2 separate regions of the Homo sapiens genome follow, and region 1 is linked to region 2. A link is a loop called in an ENCODE intact Hi-C map of the cell type or tissue named here. Cell type or tissue: adrenal gland. All regions are shown on one strand. Links, peaks and the distances in the headings refer to the core of each region. The heading gives the core; the rest is flanking DNA. Region 1 holds the start of LOC124906092. Region 2 overlaps TLK1 (tousled like kinase 1).

Region 1 (12,542 bases), core at 1,272-9,271, 48 kb before region 2:
AGGGGGCGAGTATTTTTATGTCGTTTAATCTCTGTTGTCACTGTTGTTTTCTTAGTGGAATAACTGGGATTTTAGTCTATTGTTCTCTGAGATGAATCAGTTGTCAGAGCTATAGAGTTTTATAGAAAACTTATTGGCATAGTTTGTTCATTCAGCAAGTATTTTTGGACCTGAAGCCTAGTAATGAGGAAACAAAGATAAATATGATGAAGTTAGTCCTTGCTTTCTAGGAGCTTGGTCACAGTCTAGTGAGGAAGGATAATTTCTAACATTTAATTTATACTTTTGAAGAACACCTTGTGGGTTAGATAAAACAACCCGAATTGCCAGTTTTCAGCTTCTGAGATAAGCTATATCAAGGTGTTATATTCATTGGTCATTTGGTTGCTAGAAATTAACTTAAGCAAAACAGATTTATTAGTAGTAGAAGGTTATAGAGCTGGGTATCCCTTAGACCCCAGTTAGGCCTTAAGGAGGCCTACTGAGGTAGAAACCGGAAATTCAGGAATCACAGTAGCATTGTTCTCTTGTGGATCATTGAGCAACTGTTTCCAGTGCTGTGAAATAAAGTTTTCTAAAAAGGAGAAGTGGGAAGGAAGGAAATTGTATTTCTGCCACAGAGGTTGTGAACAAAGTACTCCCTACAGAAGGGAGTTACACAGTTTTCCTCCAGTTTAACTGCTGTTAAAATGGTATCTTGTTTCAGTTGATATGTCTTGATTGGTAGTGAGATTGAACTTAATATTTTTATCAAGAGCCCAAAGCCAATTTTTCTTGACGTCTGTATCTTAGACATGAGAATATATGGTAGTGATGTTAATTCTTGTTACATTTGATGAAACTATTTCCACCGTCATATTTTTTCTTTTATATATTTGAATATTTTCCATTGTATAAAGTTTTATGCTTTTATTGAATTCAATACCAGTTGTTCTTTATATTTTATTTATTTTCTTATCAGATGGGTCATATGCTGATGTCATAACAAGGTTTGAGAGAGGCACCTCTTGTGTGTGAGCACCCAGTCATCACACTTAAGAACTACAAAAGAATCACATTCTTACAGAGTCTCACTCTGTTGTCCCGGCTGGAGTATAGTGGCGCAATCATAGCTCACTGCAGCCTGGAACTCCTGGGCTCAAGTGATCTTCCCACCTCTGCCTCCTAAATAGCTAGGACTTCAGGCACACTTCAGTATGACTGGCTCTTTATGATACTTTAATGAGTATAAGTCTTTAAAAGTTACTGCTTTCTGAAGTTCAAGTACTCTAATTTTAGTGTGATTCAACTGATTTTATTTCTAAATTTTATATATTTTATCTTTCATATTGAAGCATAACACATACTGAAAAGGCACACAAAGTAGTGCTCAGTAAGTTATTATAAACTCTGACCTGTGTAACGACCACTGAGACAAGAAATAGAATATTGCCAGCACTTCAAACACTCTCCTTCCCCATCAGTCACTACCTTCTCCATGCTCCCCAAAGTAACCATTATTCTGATTTAGTTATGCCTGTTTTTGAGTTTGATATAAATGGATCCACGCATTATATATTTTGTATCTAGATATTTTTGCCCCACATATTATTTGTAAGATTCATCCACATTATTTTCTGAAACTGTAATTTTAATTGCACTATAATATTACTTTGTGTGAATGTACTACATTTTATACTTTGTTGATTGACATTTGGATTGTTTCCACTTGACAAAATATTAATAATGGTATTATGAACATGTTTATACCTGTCTCTTCATACATTATATTTGTTTTTTGTTTTTTTTTTTTTGAGACAGAGTCTCACCCTGTTGCCCAGTCTGGAGTGCTATGGCACAATCTCGGCTCACTGCAGCCTCCGCTTCCCGGGTTCAAATGATTCTCCTGCCTCAGCCTCCCGAGTAGCCGGGATTACAGGTGCCCGCCACCATGCCCAGCTAATTTTTGTATTTTTAGTAGAGACAGGGTTTCACCATGTTGACCAGGCTGGCCTCGAACTCCTGACCTCGTGATCCACCCGCCTTGGCCTCCCAAAGTGCTGGGATTACAGGTGTGAACCACTGTGCCCGGCCTTTTTTTGTTTGTTTGTAGTCTGTGTCTTGCTCTGTCGCAGTGGTGCGATCTCGGCTCACTGCAACCTCTGCCTCTTGGATTCAAACGATTCTCCTGCCTCAGCCTTTCCAGTAGCTAGGACTACATGCGTGCATCTCCACGCCTGGCTAATTTTTGTGTTTTTGTTAGAGACGGGTTTCACCATGTTGGCCAGGCTGGTCTCGAACTCCTGGCCTCAAGTGATCTGCCCATCTTGGCTTCCTAAAGTGCTGGGATTATAGGTGTGAGCCACCGTGCCTGGCTGTAAGATGGTATCTGTGTGGTTTTAATTTTTCATTTCCCTGATGACTAAGGATGTTTACCACTTTTTCATAAAGTTTATTGGCCTTTTCGTTATCCTTTGTGAAGTGCTTGTTCAAATCTTTTGTTCATTTGTCTGTTGTGTTTGTCTTTTAAAAACCATACTTGAAGGCATTCTTTTTGTATTTTGGATGAGAAGTCTTATTTTTTATTAAAACTTTTTCCCCCTATTCTGTGGCCTGCTTTTGTCTTCTCTTTATGGTATTTAAGAAGCCTTTTCTTATCTCAAGTTCATAAAAATGTTTTCCCATATTTTCTGTTTTTAATATAGGCATTATAGCTGTAAATTTCCCTCTAAGCACTGATTTAGTTCATTCCATAAGTTTTGATATGTTGCCTTTTTGTTTTTATTCATCTCAAGTATTTTCTAATTTTTCTTTTTATTTCATTTGACCCATTATTTATTTAGGAATATGTTAATTTCTGCATATTTGTGAATTTCTCGATTTTTTTTCTGTTACTGAGTTCTAATTTAATTCTATTGTGATCAGAGAACGTACTTTGTATCCTTTTTATCCTTTTCAGTTTGTTGATGCTGGTTTTATGGTCTAGCATAGATCATCTATCCTGGAGAATGTTCCATGTGTGCTTTTTTAGAAAAATGTGTATTGTGTTGTTGGGCAGAACGTTCTCTAGCTGTCTTTTCCATCTAGTTGATTATAGTGTTTGTTTTCTGTTTCCTTATTGATCTTCTGCCTAGTTCTATTCATTATTGAAAGTGGGCCATTTAATTCTTCCAACTATTGTTCTTGGCTTGTCTATTTCTCCCTTTAATTCTGTCAGTTTTGCTTCATGTAATTTGGGGCTCTGTCATAAAGTGCAAGTGATTAGAATTCTTATATCTTCCTAATAAATTGACCCTTAATTGTTTTAAAATGTTTCTCTTGACCTCTCAAAACACCAGTTTTTAAAAGTTTGTCTGATACTAGTATATTCATGCCAGCTCTTTTGCATGGTATGTTTTTTCCCATCCATTTACTCTTATCCTGTCCCGTTTGTATTTTTGAATCTAAAATATGTCTTAAGTAGACAGCGTTTAATTGGATCTTATTCTTTTAAAACCCAATCTGGTAATTTCTGCCTCTTGAGTGTATTATTTAATCCATTCACATTTAGTGTTACTGATAGGGTTAAATTTGTCTGCCACTTTGTTTTGTTTTCTATAGGTCTCATTTCTCTTTTGTCCTCTTTCCCTCCTCTACTGCTGTCTTTTGCATTACATGAGTATTTCCCAGTGTAACATTTTAATTTCTTTAATCATTTTAAAACTATATTTGAATTACTAGTGATTACTGTAGGGTTTACATTTATATATCTTAGCTTATCAGAGTCTACTTCATAGCTACATTAATTCTTGCAATATATAGAAACTTTAGTCCTGTATAGCTCTACTATTCCACCTCCCCCACCTTTTTTTTTTTTTTTTTTTTTTTTTTTTTTTTTTTTTTTTTTTTTTTTTTTTTGGAGATAGAGTCCCACTCTTCTGCCCAGTCTGGAGTGCAGTGGTGTGATCTTGGCTCACTGCAACCTCTGCCTCCTGGGTTCAAACAATTCTCATGCCTCAGCCTCCCGAGTAGGTGGGGATTACAGGCATGTGCCACCACACCCAGCTAACTTTTTGTATTTTAGTAGAGATGGGGTTTCACTGTGTTGACTGGGCTGGTCTTGAATTCCTGACCTCAAGTGATCCTCCCACCTTGGCCTCCCAAATGTATCTTTTGATGAAACTGAGATAAGGAAAATACATTTTATAGTTTTTGTACTAACCTTACTTGTCTATTCATTTACCATTTGATATCATTTCCTTACTTTCAGTAAAGTTTGTCACTACTGACCCCTTTGTCCATTCGTGCATTCATTCATTCATTCCTTCATTCAGTCATTCATTTATTGAGAGACGGAGTCTCGATTTGTCGCGCAGGCTGGAGTAGTGGCATGATCTTGGCTCAATGCAACTTCTGTCTCTGAGTTCAAGTGATTCTGGGTTCAAGCGAATCCCTCCGGAGTAGCTGGGATTACAGGTGTGAGCCACCATGCTCAGCCCTGATTTCTGATTTGACTCCATTCTAGTAAGATTTAAATCCCTAAGACTTAAGTTCTTGGAAATTTGAGACTTGCTTTATGGTTCAACATATGGTCTTTTTGGGTAAACATTCCTTGTGTACAACAACAAAATATTTATAGACTACAGTTGTTAGATGTGGTGTAATATGTTCTATCAAGTTTGTTTCTGTTTCAGATTTTTACTGCTTTTGCATTTGTTTGCTCCTATTCAGACAAAGGTTTGTTAAAATATCCCCAAATGATTATAACATTTGTCTCTCTGTTTAATTTGTCAGTTTTTGTTTTATATATTTTGATTATGTTAAAGTGCTGACAAGTCAAGGTTTTTTTAAATCTACCTGGTGAATCAAACTTTTTATTATTGTGACGTGTCCCTCTTTATCTCAGTATTGCATTTTACCTTGTAGTGTTTTTAATCTAGTGTTAAGGCAGATACACTAACTTTCATTTGGTGTTTGCATGCTACAGCTTTTTCCATTCTTTCAGCTTTCGCGTTTTAGCCATATCTTTTAAGTTGCATATACTAGTTTAAATAAACTAGTTTGACCATGTTTGTTCTTTAATTGGAACATGTAGTACATTTACATTTAATATACTTGCTGATATGTTTAAATTGATATTCCTAATAAATGATTTCTGTTTATCCTGTTTGAACTTTCTCTTATTCTCCTTTTCTGCTGCTTTTGGGATTATTATTATTTTTTGTTCCAAATACCCCCCACCCCCCAACTTGGCTTAATAGTTAGACCATCTTTTTTTAAATTTGTTTTTAATATTTATCCTAGAGATTACAATATGCCTCCTTTCTGTGTTAAAGTGTGATATAAGTTAGCACTTTTTTCTCTTTCTGGTCAGTGCAGCAACATTAGAAAACATTAACTGTACATTTCCCTCTCCAGAATTACATACTATTGCCAGATAGTTTAGTTCTCTGATATTTTAACTCCCCACAAGATATTACCATTAGTGTTTTATTCAGTAATTATACATTTAAATTTGTTTATATACTCAGTTTTTTTCTTCAATCTTTAGTGCATTTCCAGGCTTCTAGCTGGGTTGATTTTCTCTCTGAAAATACTCTTTTTTTTCTCTATTTGGGCCTATCTGTTGAGGAATTCTTTTTTGCTTATCTGATAATGCTTTTTTTTCATTTTTATTCTTGAAGGGATTTTTTTGGGGGGAGGGAGCTGGATACAGAAATCTTGGTTGGCAGTTTTTTTCATTTGTCATGTTGCAGCTATGCACAGTGCCCTTGAGACCTGGTTTCCAGAGTTTCTGTTGAGAAGTCAACTATCAGTCTTACTGTTGCTCCTTTGACTGTAATCTAGCTTGTAGATCTCTGGTCACTTTTTGTTTTTGTTGGAGTGGGGGTGTTTATATTTGGTTTTCAGCAGTTTTACTGTGATATGTCTAGGTGTGATCTTTTATTTGTTCAGCTTGGTGTTTATAGGACTTCTTATAACTGTGACGTAGGACTGCACTGCCCAGTGCCAGCCACTAGCTGCATGTAACTGTTGATACCAATTAACATTTAAAAAGTTAAAAATTCAATTCCTCACATTTTAAGTTCTCAGTAGACAAATGTTTCTATTAGTTACTCTATTGGCAGATGGAGAACATTTCCATCATTCTATCAATAGAATAGAAAGTTCTGTTGCACAGGACTGATGAGCTCGTTCGTCAGTTTTGGAAAATTCTCAGACTATATCACTTCGGATAGTGCTTCTGTCTTGTCATCTTCTTTCCTCCTGGTACTCCAGTTATACATGTATTAAACATTCTTAAATTTGCCCTATGTTTCTTACATCCTTTTTTGTATGTTTTATCTTTTTATTCCTGTGTGCATTTTTAAAGATATATTTTTCTGACCAATCTTCCATTTCATTAATTCTCTTAGGCTGTGTCTAATATGCCATCAGACTCATACACTGAGTTCTTTAATTTAGTTTATTTTACTTTTTGGTTCTAGAATTTCAATTTTATTCTCTTTAGTTTCAGGTTTTCTGCTAAAGTTCTCAGTGTTAACTACTCAGCATACTTATTCGAGAGTCTGTGTCTGATAACTTAATTATCTAGATACCTTTGGGTCTTGTTCCATGTTTCATTTGCATTTTATTTGCGTTATTTTCTTGGATTTCTGGTTAATTTTTATTGTGTATGAGACATTTGATGTGAAAAACTGTAGAAATAATTTGAGGCCTAGAATAATGGTAGTCTTCCATGACATAAAATTTACATTTAATTTTGACAGAAACATAGGGGCCCTATAAATCTGCTTTTCTTAATTCACTTTTAAGGATTGAGATTATTTGAATCTGGGCTTTAATTGTAATTCTTTTGCTCTGAGGTTGAGATCCCAACCCAGAGTTTGGGGGAGGCTCAGGGTCTCATTTTTGTCTGGCTAACCCAGTGAGGCTTTCAGATGTTTTGCTTAGCTTTCCAGCCTCACAGTCACTACTTAAATCAGCAGATGCCTGTAGGGGAGAAGAAACCTGGTATACCAGACTCACTTCTGGGAACTTAGTGAATTCTGGCCCCATTTCTTTACTGCCTGATCTCTAGAAGTAGAGTTTTCGTTTTTTAAACTTAGTTCAACTTTTCAAGTTTCTTCAGCCAGAAGATTGGTTTGATGACCTGATCACCATTACTGGAAGGAGAAAGTCCTTGTTTGCTTTTATTTTTAATTCTTTAATTGGCTTTGAAATTTTGGGTGAATCTGAATCTTTTTCTCCTCTTAACCACGCTCTTCTTCTCTCACTCTCTTTATCTTCCTTTTGTTTAAATTATCAATTGGTTATATCGGGTCCACAACACCAGGGCTGCATACCTGTACTGGTCGCTATCCTGTGAGGAATGAGCCACACAGCGGGAGGTGAGCAGCAGGCCAGTGAGCATTCCCGCCTGAGCTCCACCTCCTGTGAGATCATCCGTGGCATTAGATTCTCAGAGGAGCGTGGACCCTGTTGTGAACTGCACATGCGAGGGATCTAGGTCGCTTGCTCCTTATGAGAATCTAACTAATGCCTGATGATTTGAGGTGTAACAGTTTCATCTGAAACCATCTCCACTCCACCCCACCCCACCCCACCCCACCCCTGGTCCATGGAAAAATTGTCTTCCATGAAACTGGCCACTGGTGCCAAAAAGGTTGGGGACCACTGGGTTATATACAGAGTTTGAATAGGACCAACTTGTGGAGCAGTTAGCCATCTGGAATTGTAGGTTTAATTGGAAGCAGAACTATTTTTGCCTTTGATGCCTTGAAGATAACCGGTTTTTGTTGTTGTTGTTGTTGTTTGTTTGTTTGTTTTTGAGACAGAGTCTCACTCTGTTGCCCAGGCTGGAGTGCAGTGGTGGGATCTCGGTTCACTGCAACCTCTGCCTCCCAGATTCAAGCGATTCTCCTGCCTCAGCCTCCCGAGTTAGCTGGGACTCGTGTGCCACCATGCCCAGCTAATTTTTGAATCTTTAGTAAAGACAGGGTTTCGCCTTGTCGTCCAGGCTGGTCTCAAACCCCTGACCTCTGGAGATCTGCCCGCCCCTGCCTCCCAAAGTGCTGGGATTACAGGCGTGAGCCACCATGCCCAGCCAGATTACTGTTATTTTAAGTTTTTTTGGCAACCGGCTAGTACCAATGTAAGTTAAGTTTGGATTCAAATAAAATCGTCAGAGCATTACAATATATTTTTAAAAGACAGCTCTTCGTGAAATAACATTATATATAATATGTGTGTGTATATATATATCCTATTCCTTTAATGCTGGGTATTTTCTCAGCTCTGTACTCAATTCTTTGTCCTGTAAGTAAAAATGTGATACACGTCTTAGTCACTTTGCTTCTTTTAAATTATAACCCTTTGAGCAGTAGTTTAATATAAAAAAGTTTTAGCTTTCGAAACAGACTTTTAGAGTTGCTCATACTGTATAACACCCTTTATGCCTTTGGAAAATTTCATCTTATGTATTGTAGTTACTGTTTCAATTTATTGATTATTTAGTAAAAAAATATGAATGTCTTTGTGGATGTTACTGTATTGTACGAGTTGTAACTTTAGAGTGCCACTAGCAACATACATATGAACCAGTTTAATGGAAACATTACTGCTCTTAGTATTTTTAGGAAGTGTTTGGCTTGTTAAGTAGGGGTGGTATTACATGTTATTTTACTTACTACATATATTTGATTACCAAGAGATTAAGCAGTTTTCCACGTGTTTATTACTGTTTCTATTTGTGACTTGTTTTAAAAATTAAAACAGTCTTAAATCTCATCTTGGACTTGTTACTCCTGCTCATTACTGCCAAGGCTTACTATAGTATTTACAAACTACAAGGAGTGTGATAGTTTTTATGTTAAGATTACTTAAATTTCTTTGGACTAATTTTCTTCTCTAGCTTGAGAAAAAAATGATTGGGATTTTTAAGAGGGATTACGTTATTTCGTACTGTCCTCCAAATGCTGCCATCTGAAATTTGAAGGTTTGCAGTATTTTTTAGATAAGTATACCTTGGTATGGGAGCCTCTGTGCTAGGACCAATTTATAGTAGTTCTCTACTCTCTATTTGCTATTATAAAGCCAAAATAAATATATTAAATATGTCGTTGTAAGTATATTAGTATTTAGCAAATTCTCTTCTTCCTTAAATTTTATGTTAATAAGTTAACTGGCTAAAACAAATGTGTACATGGCCAGTTAGAACACTGTCTAAAACTTCTTGATATAAGCAAACATTTTAGTTATCTTTGAAAGCTCACACGATAAATTACAACCCCTATCTCTACCCCCTTGAGCTTGCTTTTAAGAAAGTGATAAAAGTGATGCAAACTTTTTATCATTAGTTCTCAATAATTTTATTGTATAATTTAACTTTTATAGGATGCCTTTTCTAAATTTGTATGAAGTAAAAATAACTTTCAGTCCAGTTATTTGAGAAGACAAAGCTGTATAACTGAATAGTTGTATAAATCCTGTTTATTAAGAGTGCTCAAAGAGCTTAATAACTAATGAAAGTTTTTTTTTTATTTTTTACTTTTTTATTTTATTTTATTTTTTTTTGAGACAGAGTCTCACTCTGTCACCCAGGCTGTAGTGCAGTGGCGCGATCTCAGCTCACTGCAACCTTCACCTCCTGGGTTCAAGCATTTCTCCTGCCTCAGCCTCCCGAGTAGCTGGGACTACAGGCACACGCTGCCACACCCGGCTAATTTTTTGTATTTTAGTAGAGACGGGGTTTCACCATGTTGCCCAGGTTGGTCGCGAACTCCTGAGCTCAGGCAATCCGCCCACGTTAGCCTCCCAAAGTGTTAGGATTACAGACGTGAGCCACTGCGCCTGGCTGAAAGTTTATCTTAAAACTGAGGCTTATTCCGGATACTAAAGATATTAAACAAGGCATATGTGCATGTGCCTGGGTGTATATGTAGATGGCTTGGGGGTAGAAATAAAATAAAAAGCCACAGAAAAGGCTATGGCTTTTTATTTTTTAAAAAATCACTTCATTGAATCAACATTTTAATTTGTTGATATTCTTTTTTGAATTTACTTCGTTTTATTTCTGCTCTGCATCTAATTCCTTATTTGGGATAAGATATAGAGCATGAGTCAGCAAACTTTTTTTTTTTTGAAACAGGGTCTCACTCTGTCACCCAGCCTGGAGTACAGTGGCATGATCTCAGCTCATTGCAGCCTTGACCTCCAAGCCTCAAGCAGTCCTCTCACCTTGCCTGGCTAATTTTTATATTTTTTGTAGAGATGGGTTTCACCATGTTACTCAGACTGTTTTTGAATTCCTGAGCTCAAGCAATCCACCAGTCTTGGCTTCCCAAAGTGCTGGGATTACAAGTGTGAGCCACCACACCTGGCCTAAACTGTTTTAAAAGAGTTGTCACAACTACGACAGGTGCTTGTGTTTGTGTGGTAAAGTGCAGCCATAGACAATATGCTAACAAGTGGGATGACTGTGTTCTTTAAAACCTTACTATGGACACTGATATTTGAATTTCATATTGATTTTACTAATCACAAAGTAGTCTTGATTTTTTTACCTTATAATATTTAACAGGGTAGTCACTGCTGCCCGTCCTTGTATAGAGTAACTTTCCTTGAGGAAGTTCAACCCTTCTAGTTACCCAGCTATCCAGGTAGTTGAAAGTTTTAAGTTAAAGAGCAGATGTTTCTCTGACTTTTCATAGATCAAGAAAAGTCAAGGACCAAAATTGTTAGCTCTGTACATATGCAAACATTTTAGCCATTTTTTTTCAAAATTGTAATTGTGGTTAAAAAACACACGACATAAAATGTACCATCTTAGCCTTTTCTTTTCCTTTCCTGTCCTGTCTTGTCCTGTCCTTTTTTGAGACAGCGTCTCACTCTGTCACCCAGGCTGGAGTGCAGTGGTGCAACCTCCGCCTCCCAGGTTCACTTGCCTCAGCCTCTGGAGGCTGCCACCCTGCCTGGCTACCTCTTAGCCATTTCTAAGTCGGTAGTGTTAAGTGTATTCCTGTTGTTGTGCAGCTAATCTCCAGAATGTTTTCGTTTTGTCAAACTGTAACTTTACACCCATTAAACAACTTTCTAATTCCCCTCTGCCCCTAGGCCCCAGCAACCACTATTCTACTTTCTGTCTCTGTAAGTTTCACTACTCTAGATACCTCACAGAACTGGAATCATATAGTATTTGTCATTTTGTGTCTGACTTATTTCCCTCAACATAACGTCTTCAAGGTTCACCCATATTGTGTCATGTTTCAGTGTTTCCTTCCTTTTTAAGGCTGAATAATATTCCATAGTACGTGTGTACCACATTTTGTTTATCCATTCATCTTTTGATTGGACATGGGTTGCTTCCACTTCTTGGGTATCGTGAGTAGTGCTGCTATGAACATGGGTGTGCAGCAATGTCTTTGAGATCCTGCTTTCTATTTTCTATCTAGCTGTACCATTTTACATTCCTACTGACAGTACACAAAGGTTCCCATTTTTCCACAATCCTTGACAACACTTTTTTTCAGTGTTTTTGATGGTAGCCATTCTAATAGGTGTGAGGTGATATCTTATTGTATTTTTTTATTTACATTTTGCTAATAATTAGTGGTGTTGAGCATCTTTTTCTTTTTTTCTTGTCGCCCACGTTGGAGTGCAGTGGTGCGACCTCAGCTCACTGCAGCCTCTGCCTCCCGGGTTCAAGCGATTCTCCTGCCCCAACCTCTGGAGTAGCTGGGATTACAGGTGCCCACCACCACTCCCGGCTAATTTTTTACATTTTTAGTAGAGATGGGGTTTTACCATGTTGGCCAGGATGGTCTCGAACTCCTGACCTCAGGTGATCCACCCTCCTCGGCCTCCCAAAGTGCTGGGATTATAGGCATGAACCACCGTGCCTGGCCATCTTTTTCTTTTTTAAGAGATAGGATCTTGTTACATTGCCCAGGCTGGCCCCAAACTCCTGAGCTCAAATGATCCTCCCACCTCAGCCTCCAGACACTATGCCTAGCTCAATTAATATTTTTAATTGGCAAATCATAATTGTATACATTTATGGGGTACAGTGTCATGTTTTGATATATATATATATATATATATATACACACACACACACACAAACACACACATAATGTGGAATGATTAAACAAAGCTAATTAACATATCGGTCACCTCCTTTAATTTTTCCAGCAAGACATTTGAAATTTATTCTTTTAGCTATTTTGAAATACATGTCATATATCATTATTAACTATAGTCACCCTGCTGTGCGATGGATCTCAAAAACTTATTTTTTCTGTCTAACTCAAACTTTGTGTCCTTTGACCAACATTTCCTCATTTCTCCCAGCCCCTGGTAACCACTATTCTTTCTGCTTTTGTGTGTTCAAATTTTTTAGATTCCACATGTAAGTGAGATTATGTGGTATTTGTCTTTCTGTGCCTGGCTTATTTTACTTTGTCCTCTAAGTTCATCCATGTTGTTTCAAATGACAGGATTTCCTTCTTTTTTAAGGCTGAATAGGTCCGGCTCAGTGGCACATGCCTGTAATCCTAGCACTTTGGGAGGCTTAGGTGGAAGGA
Region 2 (12,542 bases), core at 2,125-10,124:
TATAAAGAAAGAGGCTTATTTAGCTCTTGGCTCTGCAGGCTGCGAGGTTCAAGGACATGGCCTTGGCTTCTGGCGAGGAGTTTTACATTTCCCTCATGTTACAGAAGGTCAAAGGGGAAGTGGATATGTGTGAAGAGGGACTGGGGAGGGGGAACCTTGCTTTATAACAACGTGCTCTTGCTGGAACTAAATCCAGTCTTGCCAGAGTAAGAACTCACTCATTACTGCAAGAGTTGCACCAGGCCATTCATGAGGGAGATATAACACAAGCACCTTTCACTAGACCTTACTTCCCACACCGCCACACTTTGGACCAAATTTCAAAATGAGTTTTGGTGGAGATGAACAGACCATATTCAATCCATAGCATAACCATTCTGGGTGATGTGTGAAGTGGGATCTCACTGTGTTTTTGGTATGTATTTCCCTAATGACTGATGAGCATCTTTTCATGTGCTTATTTTCCATTCATATATCTTCTCTGGTGAAGTGTTTGTTAAAATCCTTTTCCCATTTTAAAATTGGGTTATTTCTTAAATCTTGAGTCATAAGAATTCTTTATACTTACTGGGTACTAGACTCTTATCAGATACACGATTTACAGATTTTTGTCTCATTCTGTAGGTGTCATATCTAAGAAATCATTGCTTAATCCAGAATCACATATTTATATACCTATGCTTTCTTCTAGGGAGTTTATAATTATAAATAATTCTTACATTTAGGTCTTTGATCCATTTTGAGTTAATTTGCATATATGGTATGAGGTAGGGAATCCAAAATAATTTTTTCGCGTTGGACTATTCAGTTGTCTCAGCAACATTTGTTGAAAAGACTATTCTTTCTCCCTTTGAATTGTCCTGGAACCTTTGTCAAAAGTTAATTGATTGTAAATATATGGGTTTATTTCTGAACTCTTAATTCTGTTCTGCTGATCTGTATGTCTATCTTTTCGCCATACCACACTGTGTTGGTTAATATAGCTTTGTAGTAGGTTTTGAAACTGGCAGTGTGTATCCTCCAACTCTGTTCTTTTTTCAAGATTATTTTGGCTATTCTGGGTCCCTTGCATTTCAATATGACTTTTATGATCAATTTGTCAATTTCAACAAAAGGCCACCTGGGATTTTGTTAGGAATTTTGGTGAATGTCTAGGTTGAATTGGGAAGTATTGCCATCCTAATAACATTAAGTCTTCTAGCACATGAACACAACTGTTGGTACATTCATTTAGATCTTCTTTATTTTCTTTCAATGATGTTTTTTAGTTTATACTGTATAAGTCTTGCATTTGTTTTGTTAAGTTTATTCCTAAGTATTTTATTTTTTTGATAGTATTGTAAATGAAGTTTTCTTAATTTGTTTTTCACATTGCTCTTTGCTGTTTTATAGATATACATTTGGTTTTTGTGTGTTAGTCTTGTGTCTTGCAACCTTTCTGAACTTATTAGCTTTAATAGTTTTGCTGTTATTACTGTATTTACCTTTAGTATTTACCTTTTATTTTTTTCTTGCCTAATTTTCATTGACTAGAACATCCAATACAATGTTGAACTGAAGTGGTGAGAGCACATATATTGTCATCTTAGAGAGGAAAGCTGTGAGTGCTTCATAAATGTCCTTTCTCAGGTTGAGGAAGTTTCCTTTTATTTCTAGATTGCTGAGTGGCTCTTTTTTGTTCCTTTTAAATCAGAAACAGGGTGTTGGGTTTTGGCAGACATTTTTTCTATGTCTGTTCATGATCAGTGGTTATTTTTTGTTCTGTTAATATAGCTGGTGTATGTTGAACTAACCTTGCATTCCTGGAATGAATACTGTTTGCTCAAAGTGTATAATCCTTTTTATATGTTGCTGGATTTGGTTTGCTAGTATTTTGTTGAGGATTTTTGCATCCATATTTGTAAGGGATATTGATCTGTAATTTTCTTGTGATGTTTTTATCTGGTTTCACTATCAGGTAATATTGTTTTTCCAGAATGAGTTGGTAAGTGTTCCTTCTGTTCTTTGGAAGAGTTTGTGAAGAATTAGTATTAGTTCTGCTTTACATATTTGGTGGAATTTACCAGTGAAACCATCTAGGCCTGGGCTTTTCTTCGAGGGTAGATATTTATTCGTTTTCTTGTTTTAATTATACTGCTACTATTTCTTTACTTGTAAGGACTATTCAGATTATTTATTTCTACCTTTCTACCCCAGCTTTATTGAGGTATGATTGACAAATAGAAATTATATATATGTGAGGTGTATATGTGATGTTTTGATATACATATATATTGTGACATGATTAACACTATTAAGATAATTAACATGTTCATCACCTCATGTAGTTTTTTTTGTGCGGAAAACATTTAAGATCTATTCTCTTAGCAAATTTCAAGTGTACGGTACTATATTATTAACTGTAATCACCATACTGTACATTAGAGCTTCAGAACTTATTCAGTGTAGATGAACCTTTGTACCCTTTTACCAAAATCTCCCCATTTCCCCTACCCCCTAGTTCCTGGCAACCATCGTTGTACTCTCTGCTTCATTGCTTCATGAGATTTCACATGTGAGATCATGCAGTATTTAACTGGCTTCTTTTATTTTTCTTTCTCTTTCTTTCTCTCTCTTTCTCTCTCCCTCTCTCTCCCCGCCCCACCCCTTTCCCCTTTCCCTTCCTTTCCTTTCCTAGTGGAGTCTTGCTCTGTCACCCAAGCTGAAATGCAGTAATGCGATCTTGGCTCACTGCAGCCTCCGCCTCCCAGGTTTAAGCGATTCTCCTGCCTGAGCCTCCCGAGTAGCAGGGATTATGGGCACCCGCCGTCAACACCCAGCTAATTTTGTTATTTTTAGTAGAGATGTCATTTCACCATGTTGGCCAGGCTGGTCTCAATTCCTGACCTCATATGATCCGCCTGCCTCAGCCTCCCAAAGTACTGGGATTACAGATGTGAGCCACCACACCCGGCCGCCTATTCTTAAATTAGGTTGTTGTCTTGCTCTTGAGTTACAATATTTTGGATATTAAGCTCTTATCAGATACATGGTTTGCAAATATTTTGTCCCATTATGTAGATTGTCTCTTTACTGTGTTGATTGGTTCTTCTTCTGTGCATAAGCTTTTTAGTTTGATGTAATATCATTTGTTTATTTTTGCTTTTGTTGCCTATATTTTTGGGATCATTTTCAAAAATCATTGCCCAGACCAATGTCAACAAGCTTTTTTTCCTGTGTTTTCTTCTAATATTTTAAAAATTTCATATCTTATGTCTTTAATTCATTTTGAGTTGATTTTTATATATGGTATGAGATAAGGGTCCAGTTTCCAACTTCTGGATGTGGATTACCAGTTTTCCCAAGGCCATTTATTGAAGAAACTATCCTTTCCCCATTGTGTGTTCTCGGCACTTTTGCCAAAGATCAATTCACCCTACATGTGTGGATTCGTTTCTGGGCTCTCTGTTGTGTTCCATTGGTTTATATGTCTATTTTTATGCCAGTACTGTACTGTTTTGATTATTATTACTTTGTAGTATATTTTGAAATCAGGTACTATGATGCCTCCAGCTTTGTGCTTACTCAGTTTTGCTTTGGCTCTTTGGGTTCTTTTGAGGTTACACGTAAATTTAGGGTTGTTTTTTCTATTGCTGTGAAAAATGCCATTGGAGTTTTATTAGGATTACACTGAATCTGTAGATCACTTTGGGTGGCATGGACAGTTAAACAATATTAATTCTTTCAATTCATGAAAACAGGATATCTTTCCATTTGTATTGTCTTCAATTTCTTTCGACAGTTTTATAGTTTTTATTTTATAGATCTTTCACCTCCTTGGTTAATTTTTTTTTTTTTTTTGAGACAGGGTCTTGCTCTGTCACCCAGGCTGGAGTGCAGTGGTGCCATCTTGGTTCACTGCATCCTCTGCCTCCTGAGTTCAAGTGATTCTCCTGCTTCAGTCTCCTGAGTAGCTGGGACTATAGGCGCCTGCCACCATGCCTGGCTAATTTTTGTATTTTTTGGTAGAGATGGAGTTTCACTGTGTTGGCCAGGCTGGTCTGGAACTCCTGGCCTCAAATGATCCACCTGCCTTGGCCTCCCAATGTGCTGGGATTACAGGCATGAGCTACCGTGCCTGGGCTGATTAAATTTATTCTTAAATTTTTTTTATGCTATTGTAAATGGAAGTGTTTTATTAATTTCTTTTTCAGATCATTAGTATATAGAAATGCAACTGATTTTTTGTGTGGGATTTTAAAAAAAGTTTATTTTATTTTTTATAGAGATGGGGTCTCGCTATGTTGATCAGGCTGGTCTTGAACTCCTGGCCTGAAGCATTCCTCCCATCTTGGCCTCCCAAAATGCTGGAATTACAGGCATGAGCCACCATGCCCTTCCACAACTGATTTTTGTATGTTGATTTTGTTATCTTGCAACTTTACTGAATTAGTTTAACTGACTCCAATAGTTTCTTGGTGGAATCTTCAGGGTTATCCATATATACAATTATGTCATCTGCAAATAGAGATAATTTTATTTATTCTTTTCTGACATGGATGGCTTGTATTCTTTTTTTTTCTTTCCTTTAGCCTGATTGCTCTGGGTAGGATTTCCGGTACTATATTGAATAGCAGTGGTGAGAATGGGCTTACTTGTCTTGTTCCTGATCTTAGAGGAAAAGCTGCCAGCTTTTCATCCTGGAGTATGAAATTAGCTGTGGGCTTATCATTTATTGCCTTTATTATGTTGGGTACATTTCTTCTATACCTAGTTTATTGAGAGTTTAATCACAAAAGGATGTTGAAAGTTTTTTTTTTTTAAATCATGAAAGGATGTTGAATTTTGTCAGATGCATTTTCTGTATCTATTGAGATGATCATAAGATTTTTATTCTTCATTCTGTTAATGTGGTGTATCATATTTATTGACTATGTATGTTGAACCACCCTTGCATTTCAGGAATAAGTTTCAGTTGATCTTGGTGTATGATGATCCTGTTAATGTGGTGTTGAATTTGGTTTGCTAGTGTTTTGTTGAGGATATTTATGTCTTCTAGAATCATTTTTGGTAGCTTGTGTCTTTCTAGGAATTTGTCCATATCATCTTAGTTATCTGATTTGTTGGCATAAAACTTTTCATTATATTTTCTTGTAATTCTTAGTTCTGTAAGTCAGTAATAACGAGCTCTTTCATTTCTGATTGTAGTAATTTGAGTCTTCCTTCTTTTGGTCTTGGTAGGACTTGCTAAAGATTTGTCAATTTTGTTTTCAAGGATCCAACTTTTGGTTTCATTGTTTTTTTTTCTATTGTTTTTCTATTCTCTATTTCATTTGTTTCTGCTGTGATATATATTTTCCCCCCTGCTTGCTTTGGTTTTAGTTTGGTTTTCTTTTTTCTAGTGTTTTTTGGGTGGACGGTTGGGTTATGATTCAAGATCTCTTTTTAAATGTAAACATTTACAGTTACAGTTTTCCCTGTAAGCACTGCTTTAACTTTATCTCATATGTTTTGATATGCAGTGTTTTTGTTTTCATTCATCTCAAAGTTTTTTTCTAATTTCCTTTGAGATTTATCCTTTGACCTATTGGTTATTTAGGAGTGTGTTGTTTAATTTCTGCATGTTTGTGATTTATAACAAATCTTTATGGCAGTCATACATAAACCTGTATCTGCTACCCTCTTCTCCCCCTTTAGAAAATTTAGTTTGAGGCCAGGCGCAGTGGCTCACACCTGTAATCCCAGCATTTTGGGAGGCTGAGGTGGGCAGATCACCTGAGGTCAGGAGTTCGAGACCAGCCTGACCAACATGGTGAAACCCTGTCTCTACTAAAAATACAAAATTAGCCAGGCATGGTGGCGCATGCCTGTAATCGCAGCTACTCGGGAGGCTGAGGCAGGAGAATCGCTTGAACCTGGGAGGTGGAGGTTGCAGTGAGCCGAGATCACGCCATTGCACTCCAGCCTGGGCAACAAGAGCAAAACTCTGTCTCGGAAAAAAAGAAAATTTAGTTTGAGGGTATTGCTTGCCCTTACAGTGTCGATCTTTTAAGCATTCTTGAATACATGCTGCCATGTTTTGAGTTTGCATGTCTGAAAATGTCTTTCTTTTGCTTTCTCGTAGTATCTCAGTAGTTTATAGATACTATTTTTGATGTCTTCTAGGTTTTAATTTTTCTTCAGCTCAGGGAAGTTTTCTTTTTAATATTTGATTTTTTTTCTTAATTTGTTTCCTCCCTTCTGAAAACGAGTTATTTTCATAGTAGATCCCCTAGATATGTCCTTTGTATCTGTTGTTTTAACTCATGATTTTAATTTCTTCATATTTTGATGTTAACGGGATGATTCTACTTCATTTTCTAGACTACTAATTTCATTTCTAGCAGTGCTTCTGCCCCTACTCTTTACTGAATTTAGATTTTTGCAATTGCGTTTCACTGTCAACTCTTTTATTTCTAATTATATTTACTTTAAAATTCAAATAATATACTTATAAAAGACCTATTTCTGCTCTGACCGTAATTTCTCCTCTAGTTGAGCCACCTATTCTGTGTTTGACTAGGGCTCTCCCTTGCAAGGTAATTAGGCTCCTTAAATTACCTGTAAGATTTTCTTGCCACAGCATCCATTCTGGTTAGGCTGGTGATCTTCTGAGTAGTGATAGATTGGTTGGTGGTGAGGTTTACAGGTGTTCCCTTCTCTTACTCCTGGTGTTGGCTACAATCAGGTGGCGTCTAGAGCAGCATGGGACAGGTGGGTAAGGGGAGTCTTCTCATTATGCAGAAGTGATCAACTTAAATCTCTGTCAGATCTACCTTTATGTAGCCCTACAGACATTCTTCCCCATAGATTTGACCAGAAAAGCAGGCCTGATCTTACTTACCTATTCTAACTTATTGATTCTCCTAGCCTTCTTAACAGTGGCATTAAGAAGGTGTTGCTTGGAATTTTTTTTTTTTAATGGTTTCACATAGTTTTTAAGTTGAAGTTCAAATTACCTGACATTTTTCGGATTCCTACCTTACCACTGTAGCCCAGTTTCATGCCCCACTTTCCATCTTTTCTTCACATTGTACTTTGAACAGCCTATTTGTGGTTCCCTAAATGGATATGGTTTTTCACATCTTTCCTTTGAACATACAGTTCACTTTGTTTCAGATGCCCATATGCCCTTTCTTTTCATCAGATGCATCACTCTTTGAATGTCAAGGTCAGATCAGGTATCACTTTAAGGATGTTTCTCTGATTACCTCATTCCATCTAATTGCCCAAATCCAAATCTGGTGGACCTCCTGTGTCCCTCTTCAACACCTGTGTGTACCTAGACAAAATTTTTCCCATCACATTTTAATTATTTGTTTCTTACTAGCCTACTAAGCTCTTGAAGACAAAGGACTGTGTGGCATATTTTAATGGTCTCAGCACTTAGCTCTGTGTCTACTCTTTAGTTATGTCCTCAATTTTGGGGGAATGAAATCCTTTTATTATAAGAAATCAAAACAGTGTATCCTGATTCAGAAACTTTGGAGACTTAGGCAGTAGGAGGCTAATTTTGAGACTGGCATATATTTTTAAGAGTACTGGGGGAAAATTTTGAATTGCATTTAGAGTTTACATGGAGTCATGTGGTCCTTCTGGACTTGCTTTAATATTATGTTCTTAGCACTGCCCAGTATCAGCAAGCTCTTTGGAACTGAAAATAAGGCCAGTGTCTGTTTATTTTACTAATTTTCCTAACTTCTAACCTGTTAACATCACGTAAAAAAAAATGTACCCATCTAGTTGCTTCATTTCCTTAGCATATACTTTAAAGTACTCATGTGTAAGGTTCCATTTAGTGTCCTTGGTTTGTAGACAGAGGACAAAATCCTTGCCCTCAGATGCTTTTAGTCTGTTCTAGTAGTAACCACAGCAGAGCAAGCATAGTTTGGTAACTTCCAGGTGGACATATTCATCATTTTGTCCATGGGGGTAGGAGGGTGGTCTTAACAGTTTGCAGGTTTAACCCACATTTCAAAAAACATGTTAAAATATGAAGTGTTCTAATTAAATCTATTGGCACAGTAAATAGATATTTTGGGATATTAGTGAACTAAAGAGATATTTGGGGAGATGGCAGCTACAAGCTAAAATCTGAACACTTTGATTAATATTTAGAATTAATTGACAACTACAGAGAGCCAGTAGTGGTGGTGCTGATAAGAATGTGGATGGTAACCAAAACTTAGTCTGTCTTACAGTTTTGCCTACAGCTGGTCATAGTGAAAATATGTAGTGTGAAAGTGAATGTCATTGATGGACAAGTCTTCTTTAAGACATTTGACTTCGTTTTCTACTTTTGTCCACTCCAGATTTTTTGCCAAAACAATATGGATTTTTTTTCTTTGGCAGAAATAAACCCCAGCTCTCTAGCTACCTTGAGCAAAGAAGGGAAGTTATTGATCGAATATCAGTCAATTCACAGAATGATTTGGAAGCCTGGAAGACCAGAGTTGCACAGGAACCAGGGCAACCTTGGGTGATGAAGCAACAGAAACTGCTCATCCTTTTGATTGTGGGATCTCCAGTGGATTAAAAAAAAAAAGACGGCCGGGCGCAGTGGCTCATGCCTGTAATCCCAGCACTTTGGGAGGCTGAGGCTGGCGGATCACGAGGTCAGGAGATTGAGACCACGGTGAAACCCTGTCTCTACTAAAAATACAAAAAATTAGCCGGGCGCGGTGGCAGGCGCCTGTAGTCCCAGCTACTCGGGAGGCTGAGATAGGAGAACGGCATGGACCCAGGAGGCGGAGCTTGCAGTTAGCCGAGATCATGCCACTGCACTCCAGCCTGGGAGACAGAGTGAGACTCCGTCTAAACAACAACAACAACAACAACAACAACAACAACAACAACAACAACAAAGACACCCCCCCGCCATCCCATGCTTATTATATCATTCCTTTGAGATTCAAACTTCTGGGGAAGAGAGTTGATTAATTTTCCCCTTTGTTTCTCGATTATAGGTATGGGTAAAGATTATGTATGGGAGAAGGACCCTCCTTAGAATTTCTCTAGTTGCTGGGCAGGTTGATTTCCAGTCCTACCAAAAATACAAGGACAGGATGGTTTTCTAAAAAGAAACTATGTTGCTGTCATGAAATTGGAATGGAGGTTGAATACCTAAAATGGGAAATGTTTACTGTGTTCTGAATCATAAGACTTGACTTTCAAATCCCAAATTTAAGACAGTTAATGCTTTTTAGGGATGCAAGGAATGTTTATACTAGATTATGTCTGGTTAGATGGGGGCATCTATTGTTGAAATATAATATTCCCTCTTAACCCATATAGCTCCTCTCAAGCATTGAACTCAAGCACTGATTTTTGTGATTTTCGTATGTCTGTAGCAGAGGTCGGCAAACTTTTTCTGTAAAGTGCCAGGTAACTAAATATCTGTAGGTCATGTGGTCTCTATCAAAACTACTCAACTGTGCCATTTTAGTACTAAAGCAGACATATACCATATGTAATGAAATGAGTATGGCTTTGTTCCAGTAAAACTTTATATAAAAACCAGGCAGAGGGCCATAGTTTGCTGATCCCCTATCTTATAGCAACTCTGTCTAATAGAAGTTTCTGATATGATGGCCATCTTTTGTATCTGTATGGCCTAATAGTAGCCACTGGCCACATGTGGCTACTGAGGATTTAAAATATGGCTAGTGCGACTGAGGAAATTAATTTTCAATTTAATTTTAATAGTTTCTTAGTAAAAAACTATTGTGTCTGCTAGTTTAAATATTGTTCTTTTTACTAAACTTTTGGCAACATTACCAATAAAAAGCCTTATAAAGTGGAGTTATAGTGGAGCTAGGAAAGATATTTTTATTGATAGAGAATGAATTCTGGTATAAAAAGCATTAAGAATAAATGAGTGCTTATCTATGGGGAAATATTACCAGCTTTAGTCTCCAAAGAATTAATACTGAAATTTAACCTTTTTAAATACATGATTTTAGAAAGTGAATACCTAGGAAAATCCCAAGGATTTGATGACTTTGTAGCAAAAAACCGTTCAAATAAATAGCATAGGCGATAAGTAGTTCTCTTCCTCACTACATTTAGAATAATGCACAAATCATAAGTACACTCAATGAATGTTCACAAACTGAACACAGTGATGTAAGCAGCACTCATATCAAGAAATAAAGATTATCCCCATAACATGATTATGATCTAGAGAAAAATCACAAGGAATCTAAAAATAATTAAAACTAATAAGTAAATTAGTTAAGGTCATTGATTATAAATCATATATTAAAACCAGTTATATTTTCTGCATATCAACAACAAATAAGTAGAAAGTAGAAAATGAAGTTTTAGAAAGGTACCATATACAGTATTAAAAATTGTTAATATAAATATGTTATTAAATCTTTATAATAAAAATATAAGTTGAAATAAATCTTACAAAAGATACTCAAGACATCTTCACTGAAAACTGTAAAACAGTGAAATCAGAAAAGGCCTTAGTAAATGAGATGCAATATTCAAATATTGGAAGACTCAATGTTATAAAGCTATCAGTTCTTACTAAATCGATTTGTAGCTTCAGTGCAATACCAATTAAAATCCCAGCAGGATTTTGGGGAGGGTGGAAAGTAACAAGCTGATTCCAAAATTATATAAAAATGTAAAGACCAAGAATGGTCTAGGCAGCCTTAAAGGACAATAACAGAGCTGGGAGAATTATACTACTAGATATCAAGAATATTTTGTGGTATTATTGATAAAATTAAACCAGGCACGGTGGCTTGTGCCCGTAATCCCAGCTACTTAAGAGGTTGAACGGGAGGATCACGTGAGCCCAGGAGTTCGAGGGTGCAGTGAGCTATGATCATGCCACTGCACTGCACTCCAGCCTGAGTGACAGAGCAAGACCTGGTCTCTTAAAAAATAAAGAGAAAGTTAGTTATTAAGTCAGTCTGATATTGACATGGATAGAAAAATAGACCAATGAAAGAGAATAAAGTCCAGCAGTAGACCCATCTGTAAATAGTAACTTGATCTATGACAAAGGTGATATTGCAGTGCAGTGGGAAAGAGTTGATCGTTAAAATAGATGTGCTGTATCAATTGGATATCTATAAGGGAAAATAAATAACTCTTCACTTTGAACTCTTATCATGATAGAAAAATCAATTTCAAGTAAATTGTAGATTTAAATGGGAAAGGTAAAGCAATAAAACTTTAATAAAATGAATAGACTGTCTTCATTACCTTAGATTGGCAGAGATTTCATAAATAGGTTCCAAAAGGCAGTAGCCAAGAAGAAAAACATTTGATAAATGTAACTACGTTGAAATGACACAGTAAGGTGTGAAAAGGCAAACCATAGATTCATGTCCTGAATATGGAAAGAATTCCTACAAATCAAGAAGGAAAAGACACACAATTCATGTTCATAATTTCAAAGCCAGGCCAAATGTGGTGTCTCACTCCTGTAATCCCAGCACTTTGGGAGGCCAGGAGTTCGAGATCAGCCTGGCCAACATGGCGAAACCTTGTCTCTACCAAAAATACAAAAAGTAGCCGGGCATGGTGGCACATGTCTGTAATCCCAGCTACTCAGAAGGCTGAGGCAGAATCACTTGAGCCCGGAAAGTGGAGTTTGCAGTGAGCCAAGATCATCATAGGATCAGGGAGACTTTTGTGTCTGTCCTGTGTTTGAGCTATTTCATGTATCCCATATCTTCTCTTTCTTGCTTTATTTCTTTGTTTTTGGTGGAGCAGATTCTCTGGTTGCTTCTTGAGGAAAGATATATGGGTAGTGAAATTTTTGAGACCTTGCATATTTTCCTCCTCCCACTTTGTTTTTAGTGTATCTGACGGGTAGAATTCTAGGTTGGAAATCATTTTCTCAGAATTTTGAAGGCATTGTTCCATTGTCTTCTAGCTTCCAGTGTTACTGTTGCACACTCCAATGCCATTCTGATTCCTGATTCTTTGTAAATACTCTATTTGTTCTTCCCTCGAAGCTTTTATTTAGGAGCTTGTGTTTGTCTCTAGAATTTGAAATTATTTATTCTGATGTATCTTGGTTTGGTTTTCTTTAAGCCATTGTGCTTGATTTTTTAAAAATGTGTCTTTCCAATCCAGAAACATGCTTTCCAGTTCTGGAAGAATTTTTTGAGTGATATTGGACTTTGTTCATATCTGTGCATTAGGCACTTAAACACTTACTGGAAACTGTGTAACTGGGCAGGGTTTACTGACTGATGGATGGGTTTTGTTTTTTGGGGTGTTTTTGATACAGGGTCTCAGTCGCTCAGGGTGGAGCGCAGTGGCACTGTCACAGCTCACTGCAGCCTCTATCTCCTGGGCTCAAGTGATCCTCCTACCTTAGCCTCCTGAGTAGCTGGGACTGCTGGTACATGCTACCACATCTGGCTAATTTTTTTTTTCCTCTGTAGGGACAGGGTTTCACCATGTTGCCCAGGCTGGTCTCAAACTCCTGGGCTCAAGCCATCCGTCTACTTCAGCCCCCCAAAGTGCTGGGATTATAGGTGTGAGCCACCATA

What was found. Peaks named below come from ENCODE experiments on the same cell type or tissue, not always from the same donor. Only the 100,000 strongest peaks of a DNase experiment are listed, where the experiment ranks them.
Region 1: a loop joins it to region 2, with 2.2 times the contacts of the local background. A loop is called at or near these places in 23 of 110 quality-filtered maps.

The regions. Positions count from the first base shown.
Region 1 is chr2:171,134,841-171,147,382 of GRCh38, reverse strand. All of the region lies in intron 1 of TLK1 (tousled like kinase 1), which reads left to right. It overlaps LOC124906092, which reads left to right and starts at 3,878. Exons shown (of 1, transcript XM_047446755.1): 1 at 3,878-12,542. It also overlaps the pseudogene LOC124906168. In adrenal gland, for the core only: a CTCF peak has its summit at 5,915; no DNase peak of the experiment used is centred there.
Region 2 is chr2:171,088,056-171,100,597 of GRCh38, reverse strand. The region is part of intron 2 of TLK1 (tousled like kinase 1); the gene reads left to right. Among named protein-coding and RNA genes, the nearest start is that of TLK1, 67 kb to the left of the region's middle. In adrenal gland, for the core only: no CTCF peak of the experiment used is centred there; no DNase peak of the experiment used is centred there.